Linked DNA regions of Homo sapiens: region 1 is linked to region 2. A link is an interaction called in ENCODE POLR2A ChIA-PET data of the cell type or tissue named here. Cell type or tissue: endothelial cell of umbilical vein. All regions are shown on one strand.

Evidence for each region. Peaks named below come from ENCODE experiments on the same cell type or tissue, not always from the same donor. Only the 100,000 strongest peaks of a DNase experiment are listed, where the experiment ranks them.
Region 1: POLR2A ChIA-PET joins it to region 2 with 6 read pairs; 1 of 35 experiments calls an interaction of 5 or more read pairs at or near these places.

What each region holds. Positions count from the first base shown.
Region 1 is chr3:149,742,330-149,747,329 of GRCh38, forward strand. The region is part of intron 4 of COMMD2 (COMM domain containing 2); the gene reads right to left. Among named protein-coding and RNA genes, the nearest start is that of COMMD2, 7.7 kb to the right of the region's middle. In endothelial cell of umbilical vein, no CTCF peak of the experiment used is centred here; a DNase peak (open chromatin) is centred at 2,012.
Region 2 is chr3:149,613,276-149,618,275 of GRCh38, forward strand. The region is part of intron 2 of WWTR1 (WW domain containing transcription regulator 1); the gene reads right to left. Among named protein-coding and RNA genes, the nearest start is that of WWTR1-IT1, 36 kb to the right of the region's middle. In endothelial cell of umbilical vein, no CTCF peak of the experiment used is centred here; DNase peaks (open chromatin) are centred at 953, 2,646 and 3,605; H3K27ac peaks cover 4,916 bases.

The DNA.
Region 1 (5,000 bases), 130 kb after region 2:
CACTCCTGGTAAGCGATGAGAAAATCACTTTGGAAAACAATGTGCATTACCAGCAACTCCACCACTAGGCATATACCTTAACCTCTTATATACATTTATTCATGATAGTATGTTTCCAAGAACCAAAAATTAGAAATACATCAAATATTCATTAACAGAATAGATAAACCAAGAATAATCACACAATGAATTGCTTACTAAATGGCAGAGAAAAGAAATGAACTACAGCAACATGGGTTATCATAGAAGAAATGAAAATGTTGAAAAAAAGCAAGTCACAGAATATGTTCAAGTTTAAAAAATATACAGTTTGGTGACAAAATTTATGTTTAAAAAAACTATAAAGAAAAGATTAGGGGCTAGGCACGGTGGCTCACGCCTGTAATCTCAGCACTTTTGGGGGCTGAGATGGGTGGATCACAAGGTCAGGAGCTTGAGACCAGCCCGGCCAACATAGTGAAACCCTGTCTCTACTAAAAATACAAAAATTAGCTGGCATGGTGGCACGCGCCTGTAGTCCCAGCTACTTGGGAGGCTGAGGCAGGAAAACTGCTTGAACCTGGGAGGCAGAAGTTGTGGTGAGCCAAGATCGTGCCATTGCACTCCAGCCTGGGCAACAGAGTGAGACTCTATCTCAAAAAAAAAAAAAAAAGAAAAAGAAAAAGAAAAAGAAAAGATTCACAGAAAATTCAGGATAACGGTTTCCTTCAGGTGGCTGGGAGATGGTTACAATTGGGTACAGGTTCTTCAAAAGTACTGGTTTTATTTGTTAAGCTTGGTGGTGGGTGTACTGGTATTTGTTTTATCATTATTCTTTAAACTGGGTATCTATAACCTTTCATTTGTATAATATGTTCCAAAATTTAAAAAATAAGTAATACTGACATATTTTTAAAAGAAGAAAACACAAAACTATAAACAATGACCAACTTCAAGGTCCTTTCAATCTTTAGATTCTCCATTAAAAGGAACCAGGACTATCCAAAGCAATAGCTGACTTGAAGTCTAGGAGAGAAACTGTACAAGATGAGCCTGAAACATCTTGTTATAGGAGAAAGCAAAAAAGTTATCAAAAATAGTGGAGTCATGTCAAGAAGACTAGATTCCAACTTGAAGGGATTTTCAAGTGAGTAACAAATCTAAACCTGAGATTTCAGGATTAATTTAATTCTGTAAAATAGAATATTCTGACTAATAACTTCTTCCAAATAATTATAGGTAACCTGGGCTTCCAAAAGAACCCAAGATACTGATCCAAGGCTGAAATTTAATGTCCCCAACTAATTTGCAAACAATAAGTCAATCCCTTTGGGTGAGCTGGTCCCCAAACATAAAATAGGTACTTGCAGGCTAAAGTACCAGTTTAAGATCATCTCTGTAGTACAAATAACTATAGATGACACATATGCAAATTATATATATGATAATTGAAAACAGTACTTATTTATTCAATTATGCTCTGTTTATATTTGTTTTTCCTCTACACTGACAGAGAGAGACTGCACCGACAGACAGGGACTGAGTGTATTTGCTGTGTAATTAAGCCATGACTTTTTTGTTGAAAGACTTAAAGCCACTATCCTCCAATTTTTAGACAACGTATCTAAATTAAATACCTATACAAATATCTATACTATTCTTTAACAGTTCTAGAAAAGAGATTACATAACATCCCTAACAAACATCTAGTAAGACATTTTTCTCAGAAAGAAGTTGAATGACAGTACTACAGGACAAAGAACAGTAGCCCACAAAGTTCTTGATATGGACTTATTTTTTATTGGGGATGAGATTCTGTCCTCCTCCCTGTAAATATAACAACAATAAAAGCAACTTTAAAATAAAATGTCTTATGTCAATGCAAATTAGAAAAAAGAAAAAGAAAAAAATGTTTACTCTGAAGGGCCATATCTCAAGGCACTGAAAAGGGTATTCTGGCAAAAAACATCAAGTAGGAAACAGGATACATAAATTATGTTTCATGTAGCTACAGTTCCTAAAAGAATTCAGTTCTCTATTTAGCCTCAGAGCAAACAATATGTGGGCAAGACAGGAAAAGAATGCTTTGAAGTAGTTGTAAATGGACCAGTCCTAAAAGGAACATCCTCCTGCATCAGTCTGATGGTGGTACATTCAGTTACTAATGCTATTAACAAGGACATCAATTGTGTTGGCAATTTATTAAGTCTGGGGAAATGTTCCTACTAGACACTAAGCTATGATGATTAATTTGATTCCCATAAACAACTGCATAATAATTAGGTGGTAATTGTCCATCACTACCAGTCTCCATGAGACAAGTCAGTTACTTAAACATGAAAGGCGCCATATGTAGTTACAAGTTTCCTAGCCATTTAGCTAGTCTTATCTGATATGCATTTCTCTATGAGCAGAAGAATCCACTCCAGTTAAAATCCTATGCAATGGTTTCAGCAAATAAGCTGAGGAACTCAATGAGCTCTGAGTAGCTTTTCTAGCCCTTAAATGCACTTCTCCATAAGTGGCAACATTCATTCAGTATACCCTCAACCTTAAACTGTACTAGTCCTAGCAATAGCGCAGTGATTCAAACTCACTTCAGTGGGTAAATGAGCCCTCGAGTTTAATTTTAGAAAATTCAACTTCTTAATTTTAACTTTCAAAAATGTCTTCATAATGGACAAACTCAAAGCAAATCAATAAAGCCAAAAAAAGAACTGTTAAAGCCTACTGGACCCCAAAAGTCAGGGGACATTCGCACACAAGAGAGACGTAAAGATCTACAAGATAAATTACCTCTGAGCCACATACATGACCATCCCCACATCTCCACCGGGTTATTATTAAAGGACCTAAGTATAAAGGCTTATCCACAGTCATTTCCCCAATGAACCCTACAAGACTTGCTGCTTATGATGTCCCCCAGACCATGAACTGTGTTTTGTTCTTTGCCGTATCTACAGCACCTGGCACATGTTAGGGGTACAAGAAATATATGATAAATAATTTAAGAAGTCACTTAACTCCCCCTGCCACCCACTCTTTCTGTTCAGCACTGATTCATGCCTATTATATGCCAGGTATTGTGCTGGGCACATGGTAATGAACAAGACACAATACTTGCCCTCCTGGAGCCTACAGTCTGGTTTATACCATATCCTGCGTTCATGCCTATTAAAACACTCATCACACTTGATTATAATTGCTGATTTCTAATTAAATTTTATTTTTTGGTCTCCCTCTTACTGTAAGACTGTGAGAACTTAAAGGCAGCACTGCTATGTCCACAAGGCCTAGCATGCACTAGATATTCAATAAATGGTTTGATAACTGAATAGATATAGAAACAAGGATGGATTAATGGGACATAAGAAATTATCTTTTTTATTGTTTATCTGCATGTACCTGAAGATGCTCATGACAATGGAATATTCTCTCTCTATGCCACCCACTCTATCCCAAATGTAAAATTTGAAGATACAGTAAGACAGGTACATCTTTCTTCTGTCCAAATCCTAAGCCTTTTGTCTTAACTCTTACTCTCCTGATGATCCCTTTATTCTTAAATGTTGCTCTTACTTTCAGTGACATTGTGTTGTGTTAGTGGTTGTTTTTCCTGAAACCACTCTTACTCTAATTACTGGCTTTTATTTCTATTAGCCATGACCAACCAATGAGATCCAGTTCAGATGTCAGAGAAATCATTCTCATTTGTGATTTGAACTAATCTGGCATCCAAGTGTTAGGCCCACATCCTCACCTACTGTGGAGATTGCAACTTATATAAGCTGTCATCACCTTAAATTCAATCTATCTTGAACTGATTAATGCCATGAGGGAGCATGGCTGTAGTGCTGCCTGACTTCTAATTTTTCAAAAATTGCTAAAAATTATAATTTTGGTGTGAAATTTCCTACTTTTTTTTTCAAACCATAGAAGGGAAGTGGTCAGACTGTGGATACCTTTTTAAGAAACTGACTTGCAGATGGACTAGATGAAGGGCAAGGAGAGGAGTCAAGGAAGAGGCCAAAAATACTTGGCCTGTGTGATTCAAAGAATGTACGTACTATCTGAGATGGGAGAGGCTATGGTAGGAGTAGTTTCAGTAGAGAGGGGGTGTATTAGTCCTTTCTCACACTGTTATGAAGAAATAACCGAGACTGGGTAATTTATAAAGAAAAGGCCGGGTACGGTGGCTTACGCCTGTAATCCCAGCACTTTGGGAGGCCAAGGCGGGCAGATCACAAGATCAGGAGATCGAGACCATTCTGGCTAACAGGGTGAAACCCTGTCTCTACTAAAAATACAAAAAAAAAAAAAAAAAATTAGCCAGGTGTGCTGGCACACGCCTGTAATCCCAGCTACTCAGGAGGCTGAGGCAGGAGAATGGCATGACCCTGGGAGGCGGAGCTTGCAGTGAGCCGAGATTGCACCACTGCACTCCAGCCTGGCTACACAGCGAGACTCTGTCTCAAAAAATAAAAAAATGAAAGAAAGAAAAGAAGTTTAATTGACTCACAGTTCCACATGGCTGGGGAGGCTTCAGGAAACTTAGAATCATGACAGAAGGCACCTCTTCACAGGGCGGCAGGAGAGAGAATGAACGCCAGATGAAGGAGGAAGCCCCTTATAAAACTATCAGATCTTGTGAGAACTCACTATCACAAGAACAGCATGGGGAAAACTGCTCCTATGACTCAATTATCTCCACCTGGTCCCACCCTTGACAAGAGGGATTATTACAATTCAAGATGAGATTTGGGTGGGGACATAGAACCAAACCGTATCAGTGGGTAAGAAAGGTGGGATTCAGTTTGGAACATATTGCCTTTGAATGCTTATCAAATTACCAAAGTGGAGATGTCAAATAGGCTTCCACTGTATGATTCTGAAGTTTAGAGGACAGTTCTAGGCTAAAGATATAAATTTGAGAATCCCAAGAATATGGGGATTATTTAAGACTTCAAATTGGATGAAACCAGCTTGAGAATGTAAGTGGAGAAGTTATGAAGACTCAGAAC
Region 2 (5,000 bases):
ACTGGCCTAGGAACTATGGCCAATTATCCTCTCTCTTGGCCTAATGAGATTATGTCATGAAGATGAGTACCACTCCCTACCATCAGTAATGAGAATGCAGAGGCAAGACCCAGGGACCAAGGAAAGGGTTAAAGACAAGCAGCAAGATGAAGGGTAAAAGCTTGCTGGTTCAGAAACATTATCTATCTGCCCCTGACATACTCATCTCAATACAGCCAATCTCCACTCCCGGCATCTCTTCTTTGATTTACTAACTTATATTCTTTTGTTACTTTTTTATTTTTATTTTTGGCAGGGTCTCACTCTGTTGCCCAGGGTGGAGTGCACTGGCACAATCTTGGCTCACTGCAGCCTCGACCCTCCCTGAGTTCAAGTGATCCTCCCACCTCAGCCTCCCAAATAGTTGAAACTACAGGCACATACCACCATACCCAGCTAATTTTTTAATTTTTTGTAGAAATGAGGTCTCACTGTTGCCCAGGCTGGTCTCGAAATCTTGGACTCAAGCGACCTGCCTGCCTCCACCTTTCAAAGTGCTGGTATTAGTGGTGTGAGCCACTACACCCAGCTGGGCTTTTGTTATTTTTCAACAATCAAATAATCCATGTTCATGGTGAAAGAAAATCCACACTCACGGTGAAAAAAAAAATTGTAAAATGCAGATAAACAAAAATGAGAGAGAGAGAAAGATGAATGGAAAAAAGAAAGAAGAGAAAATACATAACTTCCCTATCCATTACTAACACTTCAGTACTGGCTTCCAAATGTGTTCTTGCTTAAATGTCTTTTGAGGGGTCTTGCTTGAACTGCTTTCAAACATCAGATTTTACTTATATTTCATCTGGGAAAATCAGTTCCTCTGAGAGCTATTACTGACACACAGTCATGTGCAGCATGACTTTTGGGTCAACAACAGATGGTACATTCAACAGTGGGCCCATAAGATCATGATGGAGCTAAATAACTCCTACTGCCTGGCAACATCGTAGCTGTGGAAATGTCGTGGCACAACACATTACCTTTCTCTATGTTTAGATACACAAATACTTACCATTGTATTTGTACCACTGTACCATTGAATACCTACAGTATTCAGTACAGTAACATACTGTACAGTTTTTGTAGCTTAGGAGCAATAGGCTATGCATATAGCCTATATGTGTAGTAGACTATACTTTCTATGATGTTCACAAAATGATGAAAACATCTAATGATGCCCTTCTCAGAACATACCCACATCAAGCAGTACTGACTGTACTTTTCAAAGGCAATAGCACTGATGAATAAGAATTTCTTTTCATGTAGTGTAATATAAATGTTTGATTCTACATCTTCCTCCAAAATCATTAAGGCTCTTTTGACCTAAGAAGTCTCTTACAAACAATATGAACATCTTTCAAAAGGAGACATCAGAACGATAGCTTAGGGTGAGCATGGTGGCTCACGCCTGTAATCCCAGTACTTTGGGAAGCCGAGGTGAGTGGATCACTTGAGGTCAGGAGTTCGAGACCAGCCTGGCCAACATGGTGAAACCCTGTCTCTACTAATAATACAAAAATTAGCCGGGTATGGTGGCATGCACCTGTAGTCCCAGCTACTCGGGAGGCTGAGGCAGGAGAATCACTTGAACCAGGGAGGTGGAGTTTACAGTGAGCTGAGATGGCGCCATTGTACTCCAGCCTGGGAGACAAGAGCAAAACTCTGTCTCAAAAAAAAAAAGATAGCTTAGGTGATGGTTACAGGGGGGTACATTATACTAGTCTACTAGTATTGAGGTATGTTTTAAATCTTCCATTAGAAAAAAGTGTTTTGCATATGCACCTAAGTGCTAATCTATGTGCAGACCAGCATGTGGCATGCTCCTTAAATGAAATAAACAATACTGAACTTTCAAAATGCCACTCTTAAAGATTTGCAGACATGTCCTAATTTGGTTGCAGAAATACCTATAATTCAGCTCTGAAAATTGCATTCAAAACACTGGTTTCAACCATTTTTTTATAAGGATTTCTTCTTTGGTCACTGATTTATCAGACTCTTAAAAACTCTCTATACACAAAATTATATGCTCTCCAGAATTTGCTTTAAAATAATTTAGGTAGCAGTTAACCATTACAAATTTAAAACATTTCTAAAAGAGGAAGGGGATCAATGAATAAGAATGGCAGAATGTGGACGATTGCTGAAGTGGAGGGATGGTAGGTACGTGGGAAATTATCATACTGTTCTCTTATGGATATTTGAATATTTCCATAATACAAAGTTTTAAAAAAATCATTGTGAATATATATTGCTCCAATTACGAATCAGTATTTCGTACCCAGTGCACAAATAATTAAGCTCTATTGGAATGGCTACTTACTACGTGCCCAGCACTATTTCTAGCACTTGATACTCATCAATTCCTTGAGACATGCCTGTTCAGTTGGTATTATTGGTCTCATTTGATATCTGAGGAAACAGATCGAAAGAAACAACCCACTTGGCCAAGGACTCAAGGCAAGTGAGATGGAGGAGGGGTAGCGGCCACACCACAGAGGTGTCTGCTACATATATTGTTTGGTCCCTTTATAAATATTATTGTACGTGAGCATGTCTGTTTCATTGTCACTTGCAGTATTTTAGTGCATCCTGTTTTTCTAGAAAAATGAATCAGCCTCTCTCTGTTTATCCAAGATAACAAAACAAAAAAATGGCCTGAGAACAATATTGGTCTGATGGAGGCCATCCTGACTGAAAGAGGAAACGTCCCTGAGTCAATATCCTCAGTGAGAGACATCCCTTCATAAAACAAACCAGGAATATTCCAACAAGGTTCAAATAAGCATAAACATCCACAGAGTTCAGTGGAAGCTACACTGCACTCAGCCACCGGCATTTTTTACTGCCTGTGGGCTTTTCCTGTCTCATCGCAGACTCAATTCTCAAATTCTGTTCCCTCAAATGTCTCAGGCTTTAAAGCTTCCATAAGATCTCATTTTTCCCCTTAATTGAGAATGTCCGCTTCCCACCCTTTCTTTCTGCCTATGAAAATTTGACCCTATCTTTAAAAATTCAGTTCAGGGAACACCCTTCTCTGTAATCCCATGTAATGAAATCCCCTGGCTAGAACTACGTATTTCTTCCTCTGTACTTTCCTAATAAAATGGCTGTCCTCTCTCTCTCTCTCTTTTTTTTTTTTTCCGAGGTGGAGTTTCACTCTTGTTGCCCAGGCTGGAGTGCAATGGCATGATCTCGGCTCACCGCAACCTCTGCCTCCCAGGTTCAAGCAATTCTCCTGCCTCAGCCTCCTGAGTAGCTGGGATTACAGGGACGTGCCACCACACCTGGCTAATTTTGTATTTTTAGTAGAGACAAGGTTTCTCCATGTTGGTCAGGCTGGTCTCCAACTCCCAACCTCAGGTGATCTGCCCGCCTCAGCCTCCCAAAGTGCTGGGATTACAGGCATGAGCCATTGCACCTGGCCTGCTGTCCTCTCTTTTAATAAATTTCTTTCATTCTGCCAGGTATTATGAGAAGTCATTTTCAGATTTCTTTCTAAAACTGAACCTAAGTTATTTAGGACAAAGGCCATGTACTTATTCATTACTACATCCCGCAGTCCCAGCACAAACTAGAAGCTTAAAGTGGAAGAAAAAGTAAGAAGGAGGGAGGGAGGGAGTAAATGTTGCTTTATGTGCATAGGCCAGAGAGTCTAATAAGGGGGTTAGTTTCTAAAGTCACCAAGAAAATGCGAAACTAATGTAGAAAAAAAATGTCCCTGAAAATCTCCTAACTGCATATTAAGTTTATGTGCCATTTTTAGACATGCTATCTCTTAATTAAAACCAGCACACCCAGTTTTACCTCCCGCTTTGGAACAGATAGCTGAGAAGATAGCTGGTTTCCATTTAGGAGCCACCTTGTGCCATGACAAGGTGGTCACAATTTGAGGGTCTCCTGGGGACCATGATGAGCAGAAGGAAAAACGAACTTTCATCTCATCTCACTCTCACTCCAGGGCAATTGGATTGGAGCAGTGTGCAATCCGTCTTCTCTTTCCTTCTGTCCCCATCTCTCTCCAGGCTTATGTAGTAGCATGTGGATAAGTCAATGCACACACAGTGTGTGTGCTTTGCTGTGCTTCTTCAAGTTCAAAACCACTAGAGGCTTATGGCTTTCCACGGATTAGCCACTTTTCATTATTTCTAACTGGCCTCATTCTAACAAAGGATTTGGAACCTTTTAAAATTCCATAAATCAGGCCAGGCGCAGTGGCTCATGCCTATAATCCCAGCACTTTGGGATGCCAAGGCAGGGGGATTACCTGAGGTCACAAGTTCGAGACCAGTCTGGCCAACATGGTGAAATCCTGTCTTCACTAAAAATATGAAAATTAGCTGGGCATGGTGGTACATGCCTGTAGTCCCAGCTACTTGGGAGGCTGAGGCAGGAGAATCACTTGAACCCGGGAGGTGGAGGTTAACAGTGAGCAGGGATTGCATCACTGCACCCCAGCCTGGGAAACAGAGCAAAACTCTGTCTCAAAATAAAGTAAAATAAAATAAAGTTCCATAAATCATACCAATATTCAGAGTCCAATATTATTCATGGACTCTGAAAAATCCCTCCTATGGATACAAAAATAAAATGCAGAATATTCCACCATTGGCTAAAAGAAAACAACGTTATTATAGTACATGCACATAGAAAAATCTGGAAGGATGTATACCAAAGCAAACAGTAGATATACAAATGATAGACTATGGGAGATTTTTCCCCCTTAATTAACAAAGAACTATAATTACTTTTGAAATAACTTTTAAGGGTTACTTTTTAAAGGCTACTGTCAATTTCTTAGGGATGGACTGAAACAAGAGATTCCAAAGATAAAGCCTGTGCTCTTTGCAGGCATGTCCTCTCAGAAGAGCGTCTGAGAATAAGACATTCGAAGGACTGAAGAACAGTACGAAGGACTCCTTGAGCCAACAAGCTGCCTGCCCAGGCTGGCTACAAGCCTG